Linked DNA regions of Homo sapiens: regions 1 and 2 are each linked to region 3. A link is a contact called in ENCODE Hi-C or POLR2A ChIA-PET data. All regions are on one chromosome and are shown on one strand. Each heading gives the region's core, a stretch centred on a gene start or an enhancer-like site at or near the end of the contact. The rest is flanking DNA. Distances are from core to core; before and after follow the strand shown. Region 1 has its middle 870 kb from the start of HULC. Region 2 has its middle 850 kb from the start of HULC. Region 3 has its middle 750 kb from the start of HULC.

Region 1 (4,211 bases), core at 502-3,001, 120 kb before region 3:
CAGTGAATCCTCTTTCAAAACGACAGTTCTCTTTGATCAGACAAAAGCTAGAAAATGTATTGTCACTTTTAAAACTACTTAATCTTTATTACCTTTTGCATGATGTTTTCAACAATAATAGAATGTTAACGAAGAACAATTTTAGTGGTGTTTCCAGTCAATAAATGGCACATACCAAAGCAAAAAACGTGGGAAAACCAGTTTTGCAGCACTTTTCTGACCATCTAGCTCTGACACTGAAAAAAAAAAAAAGGCTGAAGATAATTTTTGGATTGTGCCTTGGGTCCTGTGAATTCTACTCCTTGTCCCAGATGTGGCTGCATGCATGAAAGAGCTGGGCTGAGATTATCTTAGATTGTGTTGGAGAGAGCTTTCTAATGAACAAAGAACATTTTCAAATGTTCAAATGTTGTGTAAATTCAAATGTTGTGTAATAAATATTATGATGACGGTAGGCCTGAGATTCTACAGGGCTGTGTACACAGGCAAGGCCACTGATCTAGACCGTTAGGGACACTGTGACCATGTGACCTACAGGAAGAGTTGTATTTGCATAAATTAAAGTAATTGCTGAAGACGAATCCTTAACAATGTAAGAGGAGGCACTAGAAATGACCCACAAAAGAGTCACATAAAATATCTGCCAAGTTCAAGAACCAATGCAATTTCCCAACAATATTAATCTAATAAGACGTTTTGCTCTTCTCCCTTCTGCCCAAACTTCTCCCTCTCTCCCATTCTGGAGGGTCCGAAACCAAGCTCGGTGGGATGGAGAAGAGGAGGTAATGTATAAGGCAGGGGAGGGGAGAGTAACCAGCCCTCTTACTACACAGGCCTGGGCTGGACAATGGCAAGAAGCCCTTACTTATTAAATTTGAGGATGGTACCACTATGTGGAGATGATCTTTTTAATCACTGAACAGAAACTGATTTCATTATTTGCCTGTAAGCAGAAAAACCAGAGGACTTGTCAAAAATTGCATCCAAGCATAGGGGAAAAACAAGCCCCATATAATACACATGAAAGATCAAAATAAAATCCTTCTTTGATTATCCTGCAAGTTATGTTTCTTTGGTGTAACATTTATACATGTAAAATGGGATTAATAATATAATAATAATAGTTACCTGGGATGGTTGTTGTGATAATCAAGAGAGACAATATGTGTCAAAAGATGACATACACCTGGCTTAAAGAAAGTATTTGCTGCTATTTTAATAGTCTTCCTGTTGTAACTTTATCATGCAAAATCACGTGAGTGGGCTGGAGAACTGAATAGATTAGTAAAGGGGAAAAACAAATTATGAAGAAGAGACAGAAATGGAAAACCCCACTGATTTGCCGATTATGTGCAGTGCATAGGGAAAGCCCACAAGGTGAGAGGCTGAGAATGGCTATGGGGGAGATAGGAATCAAATCATCGTTACCCAGAGGCTGCAAGAGGTTTTCACATCAGGCCTCCAAGACCAAATTGTCACACAGGTCACTACCTTGGGCCTGAGAAGTCAGTTTATCTGCCTGGTCTTTTGTTTATTTATTCAGCTAAAATCTTTGATATTTTCTGTGGAAGTCTGTGAGACAGAATCATGGCAGTCAGAAGAGAAACAAGTTATCCTGTTAAAAAGGTATTCTTTATTAAGTTTAAAAATTTCCCCCAATAGTTCATTGAATGACTCACTTTCCGAGGATTTTTTCATGAATATGTGGTATTTAAGGATGTGACTCATATTCTTAGCAACGTTGTAAATTTGACACATTAAGACAAACGGTTGAGACACATACAGAACAATAATGGGCTACTAATGCAGGAAAAAAATCTTTGAAATCAAGATGAGACTTCTGTTTATATGGTGATATGCCTGGATTTCATATTAGCCCATGTTTTATATTTGAGCCGAAATGTTAAAATCCAATCACCATAATGTTCTGAGCTACATGTTTCCAAAACAGCTGATATGGTTTGGATATTTGTCCCCTCCAAATCTCACATTGAAATGTGACCAATGTTGGAGGCAGTCCTTGTGGGAGGTGTTTGGTTCATGGGGGAGGATCCCTCATGAATGGCTTGGTGCTGTCCCCGCAGTAATAAGTGAGTTCTCGCTCTGTTTGTTCACGGGAGAGCTGGTTCTTTAAACAGCCTGTCATCTCCCTTTTGCTTCCTCTCTCGTCATGTGATATGCTGGCTCCCCCTTTGCCTTCCACCATGATTGTAAGTTACTTAAGCCTCATCAGAAGCCAAGCAGATGCTGGTGCCATGCTTGTATGGTCTGCAGAACTGTCAGCCAAATAAACCTCTTTTCTTTATAAATTACTCAGTCTCAGGGATTCCTTTATAGCAATGCAAAACAGACTAAAACAGTAGCTGATCAATTCACTTCACATTTCAATTTCAATTTTTTGAAATTCAATTTTTATTTCGATTTTTTCTCCCACTTTCATAAAATAGTTAACTGAATTCTGTATGGAATTCCTAGGATGCTTTCATGCCATTTGGACACAATCAAGCATCCATCATGTCCATTAGATTTTTAGTTCAATTACCAAAAGGACATTTTCCTCCTCAACATAAACTTGGGTGTATGAGACCCTTAGAAAGTAACTTCATTGTGTTGATCTTAATCTCATAATGCAGTTTACCTTTCTCCCAAGGAGCAGTGTACTTATTACAGAAGAAAGCTATTTCCAGTATCTCTCCCTGTGTGTGGTGGGTGTTACATTTATAGCAAAGATCTACAAATAAGGTTTCAGTATTTATGTTTGCTGTTCTGCTATACTGTTTTCTATTGATCTGTTTTTACTAAGACTGATGGTAAGGGCTATGGGATATAGAAGTTATTTTGAATTTCTGTTTAGATAAAATATATCAGTGCATTTAGTCATCATTGGAAATATATGTCCAAATGGGTTTAGTCGATGTTTAGAGGCTAAAATTTTCATGCAGAAGAAATTAATCATCTTTGTAAGAACTTAGAGTTAGTAAAGTTAGCATAATCTGAATGTCATATACTTGATGATATTTAAAAGAGAATAGATTGAAGTAAGAGTCGATACAGGTAGATCAATGAATATCATCAGAAATGTAGATAATTAAATAATTGTAAGAAAATTTCCACATTCGTGTGACAGTGCACACAACTAATTATACTAATCACAGTATATATATATGTATATGTGTGTGTATATATGTATATATGTGTGTGTGTGTGTGTGTATATATATATATAGATTTTTGTTTCATCCAAGAAACAAAGAAAATTGCAGTTCAGCATTTTCCTTAAGATACCTAATGGTATAGATGCTAATTTTATTTATGTCCTGTGTAAAAACTAATTGCATAAAAAAGAAGAATAACAGTTTAAAACCAGTCTAAATAAATGCTATTACTTATAAATTAGGGGAGGTGATATCTAGAATACAATGAACTGTTTTACTTACATAGTTTCAAATATCACTCCAATCAGGAAATACCTTACAATAGAACCCCGTGATGCATATATTCTGCTTCACTTTGGAGGCCCTATGTTTATATTAGGTCAAAATAGTTACTTTGAAAAGTCATCTATTTATTTGGTCACTTGCCTAATCGATTTTATGTAAAAACAGTTTGCCTAATGCCAAAAAATAGAAGCTACTTGCTTATGGCTTGAATATTTGGACATTGTTTTAACCCCATTTTATGTAGATATTTTGGTATTATATATATAAAACAGTCTTATGAGTCCTGCAAAATGGACTTAATGCCATGCTCAAAGTACCCTAGAGAAGATTCTAATGAAAAAATTGATGTCTCAATGCTTTTTCACCCTACTCCCTAAATGTTATTTCTTCGTTTCCTTATTCTTCAGCAGTTTTTATTTACATTTTTATTTTTTAATTGATCAAATAAAAGTTATATATATTTGTGGTATACAGGCGGTTTTGATATATACATGCACACATACACACACAAACACACACTCTGAAATGATTAAATAAAGTTTACATATTCATAAAGTTAAGTATGATGTCACATACTTATTTCTTTTTTTGGTGAGAACATTTAAAATCTACTGTCTCAGCAATTTTCAGGTATCAATACCTTGTTATTAACAGTAGTCACCATGCTGTACAATAGATCTCCAGAACTTAATCTTCCTATTTAACTGAAATTCTCTACCCTTTAACCAACATCTTCCCATTCCCTCCACTTCCCAGCCCCTCTGACAACCAC
Region 2 (4,769 bases), core at 2,150-4,649, 98 kb before region 3:
ACACGGAATCTGCCAGTTCCTTGATCTTGGACTTCCCAGCCTCTAGAACTGTGAGCAATGAATTTCTGTGGTTTATAAGCCACTCAGTCTATGGTATTTTTTATAGCAGTCTGAATGGATTAAGACACATGGTAACTGACTGAGTACAATAAACAGGAGCAGTAGAAGAGGAAATCATTGAAGAAAATATGAATATCTCTATCCTGAGAATCAGGTGGTTGTTGATGTCATTGATTAATACAAGGGGAAAATAAGGAAAAAAAAAAACAGGGGAAGTATATATTCAAGTTCTTTTAGTCATAACTATGGTCTTAGAGCAATTGTTAAGTTCTTTTCAAGTTGTAGGTCAATTTAAATCTATTCTTTTTGTCTCACATAACCCTCCCAATTGTCTGCTTCTAATTGTTTTTGAAAATGTGTAAAACATTGAACAATTTTTCTTTTCCTCAACCTTTAATGAATCTGTTCCCCTTTTCCATCTCCATCACAAGATTTGGAGTAGGAGGAAAGTTTGTAAAAGCCTGGGTCCTGCACTACTATCTTCCCAAAGGTGAGAGAAGGAGCCTGGTCTAATGAGAAAATTACGGGAAAAATTTTCACCTGACGTATGCTGTACATCTAATTAATCACCTTTCACTTTTTTAGATGTTAGGGAGTTTTCTAGTTTTCCCTCATTATAGTTTCCTCATCAGAAAAATGGGGATGAGGATATTTGAGATTACATAAGAAAGTGTTTGAAAACTACAAAATGCCAAAAAAGTCCAAGCTAGTGCTATCAGTAAGTTTTTAGAGCACATAACTAAAATCAAGAGAGATCTTACAGGTAGGAAATAGATTGTGGGGTAGGTGAATTACTTTCACAGAAAATCTACTTTCTGGCTGGGCGGGCGCAGTGGCTCACGCCTGTAATCCCAGCACTTTGGGAGGCCAAGGCAGGCAGATCACCTGAGGTCGGGAGTTTGAGACCAGCCTGACCAACATGGAGAAACCCTGTCTCTACTAAAAATACAAAAAAAAAAAAAAAAAAAAAATTAGCCAGGTGTAATGGCACATGCTTTTAATCCCAGCTACTCAGGAGGCTGAGTCAGGAGAATTGCTTAAACCTGGAAGGAGGAGATTGCGCTGAGCCAAAATCACACCATTGCACTCCAGCCTGGGTAACAAGAGCAAAGCTCCGTCTCAAAAAGAAAAAAAAGAAAAGAAAAGAAACAAGAAAAAAAGAAAATCTCCTTTCTTTTTTGCCACATTGTCTTTGAGGAAACACAAGAGTTTTTAGATTTTCCTGCCTTTGGTAGGTGTACCCTGAACAATAAAGAAAACAACAGGTGAAACCCTTTCAAAACTGGCATTTTTAGTAATGGTATGTAAAAAATAATCGGTCTATGACCTCAGCTTTTGCATCTATTCTCATTATTAGCGTTTGACCTCTTGCGGGGACTTGTGTCTGGGCACTTTAGTTCAAAAGAAAAAACTCTCATGAGAGAAAGGTTCGTGGGGTTTGGGGAGGAGAATCACAGATTCCACAGTGAGTTCCTTCTTGTAAACTGTTTTATAGTTAGAAACTTTTAACAACCAAATTAGTTATTGCATCAATGTAACAGAAAAATAGTACTTTCTATTTTTAGTGAATCTGCAAATTCGCTAATCTTTAATAAATGTGTTACTGGAAAGGTGTCCCAATCCAGACCCCAAGAGAGGGTTCTTGGATCTTTCACAAGAAAGAATTCGAGGTGAATCCATACAGTAAAGTGAAAGCAAGTACTAAGAAAGTAAAGGAAGAAAGAATGGTTACTCCATAGGCAGGGCAGCCCCGAGTGCTGCTGCTAGTTGCCCACTTTTATGGTTATTTCTTGATTAAATGTTAAACAAGGGGTGAATTATTCATGCCTCCCCTTTTTAGACCATATAGGGTAACTTCCTGATGCAGCTATGGCATTTGTAAACTGTCATGGGGCTGGTGGGAGTGTAGCAGTGAAGACGACCAGAGGTCACTCTCATCGCCATCTTGGTTTTGGTGGGATTCGGCTGGCTCCTTTACTGCAAACCTGTTTTATCAGCAAGGTCTTTATAACCTGTATCTTGTGCCGACCTCCTATCTCATCCTGTGACTTAGAATACCTTAACCATCTGAGATTGAAGCCCAGTAGGTCTCAGGCTCATTTTACCTAGCCCCTATTCAAGATGGAGTTGCTTTGGTTCAGACACCTCTGACAAATGGATTCAAAGAATTATCAAAAAAACTAAATAATTTTACTAGTACAGACATATCTATTAATTCTAGTTATTCTTCTAATAATTAGAACTAAAATAACTCATGCAATGTTCACATAGAAACACCAACCTTTAATCCCCATGTCTAGTGCCATATTTAATGACTATTGAATATCCTCATTAAAATTCATGTTTAGCTATTACCTGAATTATAATTGTTCTCCCACCACACCTGTATTCTGATGAGTCAATACTCACACCCGTGTATGTCCACCTCTGTGAGAACAGTTGCTACTGGTGATATATTCTTCCATAATAGAGATTTCTTTTTTCCCCCAGGTGAGGGTTGATGCCTGGCAGTGAATACACATTCGGCAAAAAGCCACATAATGTGTTTGCTTTTGATCCTCTGGGAATTATTCTACTGCCTACTGAAGCAAAAGGTGCCTGGGCAGGTTGGCAGCTGCAAATCTACTCTTCACAAAATGTTAGAATTGCAGCTACTAGAAGCCCTGAAAGGTTCTTAATACAAAATCATACTTAGTAAATTTTATTTACGTTCTGAACTCCAAGAAATAACCCCAGAAGCTGGGGAGTACCTTTGCTGTTTTTTTTTATTTTGTTTTGTTTTTTAATTCTGTGATCAGGCTAGAGTTTTTGGAGCACCTCGTTTGAGTCCAAAGGGGAGCAACAATCCACATGTCAGTCCGGTGACAGAGAGGCACAGAATTTCTTGGGGATTAATGACTGACTCAACTTTGTTCATTTCAAAGTAGCAAAAAACCCCAGTAGATTAATCCCAAGAAAATGCCCTGATACCATTGATTTTAAAAGCTAAGGAAAAATATATACCTCTTACGATTTGTTTATGTATGCAAAGGTTCCATTTATTCTTGTTAGTAGTAATAATGATAGGCTCCCACGGTGCTTTTGTGACACATGTTCTTTGCCCTTCAGGTTCCTTTACGCAGAACAAGAGGAAATACACTGATTTGCATTGACTTCCCATGGCGGTTCTATAGGCAAGGGGATTTTTTCACATCTCTGTGGGAAGTACAAGATCTCTCTGAGAATGGAATGTCTAAGGAATTACTACCCTGTACGTTGGCCAGTCAGATTTCCTGAATAATCGCTCAACATTCCATTTGCCTTATTACATTGTGCATCATTTTAATTTCCTCCAGGTAATCATATGACAGATCTCTCACGCATATAAGGCACTCGTTTTTTCCTGTGCAACAGCTACAAACAAAAAGCATGTAGTTCAAGAGGAGAAAACAAAAATGGAAGAGTCAAAACATATTAAACAAGCTTAATTTGTTTGAACATATTTTATGCTCCTCATCATCCCCAGTGCTTTCCTGTTGTGAAATGGTGCATTTTGTTTTCAAAATTACAAACTGGTGATAAAAAGAAGGCATTTTTACTGTAAGGTCACATTCCAAGCATATTATCATATGTCTATTTCTTATGTGTGGCTTTTACCAGAAGAAAGACCCACTTGTGTGCATTTGTATTTTAAGAACCATGTGATGGCATAGCCATCTTGAAATTCTTTTCAAAGAATTTGCTACTTGCCAAAGTTCTGCAAAATATTCTGCCAATCAGTCATTTTGTCTATAGAATACAAATTAAACTTTTGGACGTATAATTTTCCCATGAGTTTATCGCTTGAGCTTAAAACTATTTAGGATCTGTTAAAGGATCATTGTTTTATTTAGGACACAGATGGTTTCTTCAGATGGGAAGAAATAGGCAACAACTGTTCAACCACAGAAAAGTCATCCTCAAAACAAGAACCACTGATTGAGCTCCCATTATATAATTGTAATCAGTCATAGCAAAGTACACTTATAAGCACTTATGACGTGCTAGGCACTAAGTACCTTGCATTAATTAATTAGCACTTGTAAAAAATGGTTTTCTTATTAGCCAACCTGTGAACGGGTGTTTCTTTTCAATTCTACTTTTTGTCAGAATTAACTGGACTAAAAGTTCTCCATGAAACAAATTCAATGGATGAATGTATGCTCTTCTGTTTTGCATTTCATGTAGAACCTAAGTAATTCACTATTGCAAGTCAGTTATGGGATGCAGAGTTTCTTTTTTATTTTATCTAAAATACACCCATTGTTATAAGTCATTTTTATTAGAAATATAATATAATCCTCTTTAAATACAAGACAATAGTGAAGGGAAAGACAATTGCCCACAATTCAAGTTATTTTGAGCATAGACTTTTGGGTGGCAGAATTGGATTTATGCCCTAGTTCTGTTACATTGTGTAATATTTGTACAAATAACTAGCCTCGTCCTAAATTCTGGATCTGCAAAATGAACAACATAGCACCAATTTCTGAGCACTCCTATGAGATGTAAGTCAGTTTAAAGTGTAAAGAGAGGCTGGAACCTAATAGATACTAACACTACTCTAGTTTTTGAAACATAAACACTGGCACTTTGAGTTTTACCTTTTTTTCCCTCTTCTATGAGTTTGTATTTTTTTAATCATTGAATACATGTAAGTTGGAATCCTAATGTTTTCTATTAAATGAGTT
Region 3 (4,577 bases), core at 27-2,526:
ACAACACTTACAAACCACTTTTCAGAATGTGGTTTTGTAAGTAAATCCTGAAATTCCTTAACGAAATGCAAATGGGGAGCAGGATTTGAAGATTCAGCATCATTTTACAATTTCGAATAAAGAAGTATTTTTGTAGGGAGATGATAAGTGTACATATCAGTATATGTGTACATATATACACATTTATATCTACATTTAGAGAAAGTTAAATATGCAATATATAACTTTCTATATTTACACACATATGCACACACACATATATACATGTTATTTAGTGATCATTTGCTACATATAAAAACATTGACTTTGAATACTTAGAATAAAAAATATTATTATTATCATTACCTACCATTAATTCAGTGCTTTTGGTGGGTAAAATCTATTCAGTTCAACACCTACGTTTTATTTCTAAGCATTATGTTTGGTGCATGGCATTGCAGACTTTATAAAAGTACCACAGGCAGATAATTTAAAAATCATATTATAATATTTTCAGTTGTTTTGTTACTCTTCATTGATGTTGCTGCAGATAACTTTCTTTAAATCATGTCTTACATGGGTAATCCTATCTAAAACTGATGAAAGCAAAGTTTCCACATTTGAAGAGAGGTCAGACTCAGAATTCCATTTACTTCTCTCTGTCATTGTCACATGCTATGGAGCCTGAACGAAATGAACAACTCAGCACAGTTTGAAAATCACCGTAATACCATCAACTTAATGATGACGCTATCATGATGACGTTTAAAGACGCTGAAAGAGAACAGGAAAATAAGATATTTAGTCTAAACAAAGGTTTCCATGGACACTGCCCAGTGGAGATGATTATCTCATTGGAGTGGGAGTGGGAGTTAACCTGAAGCGTAAATGGAGGTTTTTATCGAAGGCCAACAGAACAATAGGAGGAAAGGTATGGAAGGATGAAACACATGGGGGCAGGAAATGATCAGAGCATTAAACAGGTGATGGAAGGTAGCAAAACATGAAAGAAGAGGGGGTTAATTTGGGATCAAGGATGGTATTGAACACAATACTAAATAATTAAACTGTAGCCTGTAGGAATGGGTGCTATGATGAATATTTTTAGGCAGCGATACGGCTGCAACGCGGAGAATTAATTTAATGGGGTTAAGAGAAGACAGGTGAGCTGGATGCTTCCGTGCATATCAGAAGCTCTGAGGTCTGCATCCCTCCCTTAAAATCCCTAAGGTATGAGTCATTAAGCCACTCCTGCTGGGTTTAGTGACTAAGAAAGAGTCAGTAAACCTCTCCAAGTGCGGACATCCAGAAATAGCTCATTTGTTTATTCATTCAATTAAAATCCAATTATTCTTTTGTTCATTAAAGGAACATTTACCTAGTAGCCATGATGCACCATTTTGGTAGTCTCTGGGTCATGGACCATTGCAAGGTTTAATCTGAACAGCAGGGTACCTTTTTATCATACGGATTAATATTACCGGATACTTTTTAATAATTTCTGGCCACTGCGTGCAGAAGGTTGTAAGTGGGGTAGGCAGCCCTGGAAGTTTCTTTAGGTTGAATCCTGTTGCACCTCCAGGAACCACGTGAAAGGACTCTAGCATTCGCTCACTCCCCAGTTTTCTTTGAATGGACAGTGCTGACCACTTCTGGCACCTCCTCCCCTCTCTTATTCTCCCAGCGTTTGACATTAGTGCTCATTTTACTGTTTTCATCTTTTATGCCGAGGTTTCTCAACCACTACTAGCATTTGAGGCTGAATAATTGTTGGGCTGGGGCTGTTCTGTGCGTTGCAGGATGCTTGGCAGCATCCCTAGCTTCTACTCATTAGATGCCAGGAATCCACTCCTCCCCATCAGTCCCCCAGTCGCGGCAATCAAAAACAATCCCAGACATTGCCAAATGTTCCCTGGAGGAGAGAAAGGAACCACCTCTGATTAAGGACAGTGATATTTCCTATAAAACACGATTCAAGGTTTTCCTCCACTTACATGACCTAAGGTCATTGTAGGTAAACACCTATTCTCATTCATTGTAACTTTTATCTATCTACCTCCCAGGAGGAGCACACGCTAGCCACAAGTAGGATTTGTGCATAATCCCTTTACAACACATACACTGCCATGGCTATGAAAGTCCTTTTAAAAAATCATTTCATTGGAAACCAGAGAAGAGTGAGCTAGTCTCTTGAATCAAATCACATAATGTGGCTATATTCTTGTAACTAGTATGTGGCTGACCTTGAACCGCCCCATAAGTGAATCAAGATGCTGTAGTTTGCCATGTGTCAACGAGTTGTTATCATCAGTAAACAGGACGACAGCATGTCTGAGACTCTACAGATTATGGAAGAGCTCTTTTTTTTTTTTTTTTTTTTTGTCCTTTGTTAACAAACCCAAAGTTAGGCAAATGCTAAGCTCTCAAAGTATAGAGCATTTTAATAATTTGCTTTGGCAGTTGGGGCCATCATTCCATTTCAAAAATCTACCTCTGCTCGGCTTGGCAGGGTTATTTGGACTCCGGGATGTGTGCTAATATCTGCAGGAGGAAGCAGAGATACTAATAAGGACTCGCCTTGATTCCCCTTCCTTTCATCTCCCACAACTAAAACTATGTATTTTTTTCCTCGGGAAAACAAAATTAATTTTGAGTTTTTCAAAAATCTTGGCATGTACAATAATACAACAGAACCCCAATTTTGGCACTGCTGTGATTGCATTCCCTAGTTAAGCACCCTAGATATCAATACTTAATGGTATTCTCTAAGCTCAGCCAGTGAAGAAAATAGGGTTGTTATCTATCAAAGCACATTTTAGTTTCTGACAAGTAAAAAGCAGCATGGGGAATGCAGGAAGGCTGAAATGAAAGCCTAAAAGAAAACTCATATAACATCTGGTGTCCTTTATCCCCTGATGGCCTTTCATAGGATGATATGATGAGCTCGTTCTGATTTAAGACCTGATGATTTGGTTTGAGAAAACAGGAGGAGGGGGCTAGATGCAGCCAGGCTGGCAGCAAATTGGGATACAAAAATCTGCTCAAATAATTGGAAACACGACAGATTTTTTTTTTTGTAACTGATGCCAGTGGCATCTTAGTTTATCCATCTCTCTCAGTTGAATTTGTAAAGTGCATTATCTTATTGGTTTTAAAGTTTCCATCTCACTTATTTGCAGACGGAAATGTGAGCAAATCAGTCATGATGGATTGCCTAATTTTCTGGGCTGAATAAACCAGTTTTATGAGATTGTTGATTCCTAGATTATTAGTTAACAGAAACATTGATCAAGTTTTAACCTAAAAAAAAAAAAAAAAGCTTATCAGACTATTGCATTTAAACTGTTTCCTTATCGTTACATTTCCTTATTTTTACAATACTTATAGTATTGATAATGAATACGCTCATTAAAAAATTTAGAGAGCGTCTCATAGAGGGTTTTTCCTTTGCTTTTTGTATTTTCAATCCAAATGCTAAAACTGGGCTGAGCCACAGATGTCAGAAGATTAGTAATTACTCTGCCAGAAATCATCTCTGATCAAAAAGCCAGAGGAGGCCAGGCGCAGTGGCTCACGCCTGTAATCCCAGCACTTTGGGAGGCCGAGGTGGGCAGATCACCTGAGGTCAGGAGTTTGAGACCAGCCTGACCAACATGGCGAAACCCCATCTCTACTAAAAATACAAAAATTAGCCAGGTGTGGTGTCACGTGCCTCTAATCCCAGCTACTCAGTAGGCTGAGGCAGGAGAATCGCTTGAACCCAGGGGGCGGAGGTTGCAGTGAGCCGAGATCGTGCCATCGCACTCCAGCCTGGGCAACAAGAGCGAAACTCTATCTCAAAAAAAAAAAAAAAAAAAAAGGAAGGAAGAAAGAAAAAAAAAAAGCCAGAGGGAGGGGCGGAGAAAAACCATTCCCTACCTAGAAAATATAGGTCCAATTTAATCCGTTGCAGATTTCTTACTGCTTCACTTACAAAAGCTGGGAAATAAGGAAAACCAAATACTATAGAGCCATATTTTTTAAATTAAATGAATCATTTAAGGTTCATTGGCTGTGGAAGTATATGTGGTAATTAACAAGGAGAAGAATTTTTATTTGTTAATCAGAACCTTTTGACAAGGGGTTGCCTGCATGGATGCTCCAAATTTTAATGTTCCAATAAAAGCAATAAGGATCCAATAAAAATCCACCCCTTTATCATGTTTTTCTTCAAATTTGAAGTACAATCACAAAAATAAAATCATTTTGTGCTTTGTTATTTTAAAACTAAGAGTTGTAATAACCATGCCATGGGGGCTTGGGAGTGATTAACATAAATTCAGGCATCATCTTGTGAGTTTTTTTCTTTCTTTCTTTTATTTTCTGTCCGACCTTTTTTATGGTTGCGTCTTAGTGAATATAAACTTTTCCTAGTTAGAATTGCAAGTGAAAGAAGTAGTTTCTTTGCAAAAGGAAAGAAGGGAGTTAAAAACTTTTATGCAAGTAGACTTTACTGTGAAATGTTATCTTTTGTTAGTTCAAAGGTTCCCAAAGATATAAATTCTTCAGAACTGCCCTGAGGTGCTAGGGATGTAAATTGAATACTTTACAATTTGTAG

What was found. A loop is a pair of places that touch in the nucleus more often than their neighbours do. ChIA-PET counts read pairs that join two places held with the same protein, here RNA polymerase II (POLR2A). Pooled maps may share reads with other maps.
Region 1: a map of PC-3 shows a loop between it and region 3 (3-fold over the local background). The contact joins two enhancer-like sites. A Hi-C loop is called at or near these places in 5 of 168 maps with a recorded cell type or tissue (Calu3, IMR-90, PC-3 and 2 more) and 3 of 50 pooled maps. POLR2A ChIA-PET finds 5 or more read pairs at or near these places in 2 of 52 experiments (IMR-90 and activated T-cell).
Region 2: a map of PC-9 shows a loop between it and region 3 (13-fold over the local background). The contact joins two enhancer-like sites. A Hi-C loop is called at or near these places in 1 of 168 maps with a recorded cell type or tissue (PC-9) and 2 of 50 pooled maps. POLR2A ChIA-PET finds 5 or more read pairs at or near these places in 2 of 52 experiments (IMR-90 and activated T-cell).

What each region holds. Positions count from the first base shown.
Region 1 is chr6:9,518,456-9,522,666 of GRCh38, reverse strand. No RefSeq gene overlaps it. Among named protein-coding and RNA genes, the nearest start is that of HULC, 870 kb to the right of the region's middle. RefSeq lists enhancers at 1,780-1,829, 2,236-2,315. Within about 2 kb of position 1,751, at least 3 of the 41 ENCODE cell types and tissues checked have a DNase peak (open chromatin) inside an H3K27ac peak, as active enhancers do.
Region 2 is chr6:9,502,126-9,506,894 of GRCh38, reverse strand. No RefSeq gene overlaps it. Among named protein-coding and RNA genes, the nearest start is that of HULC, 850 kb to the right of the region's middle. Within about 2 kb of position 3,399, at least 3 of the 41 ENCODE cell types and tissues checked have a DNase peak (open chromatin) inside an H3K27ac peak, as active enhancers do.
Region 3 is chr6:9,402,215-9,406,791 of GRCh38, reverse strand. No RefSeq gene overlaps it. Among named protein-coding and RNA genes, the nearest start is that of HULC, 750 kb to the right of the region's middle. RefSeq lists an enhancer at 775-1,974. Within about 2 kb of position 1,276, at least 2 of the 41 ENCODE cell types and tissues checked have a DNase peak (open chromatin) inside an H3K27ac peak, as active enhancers do.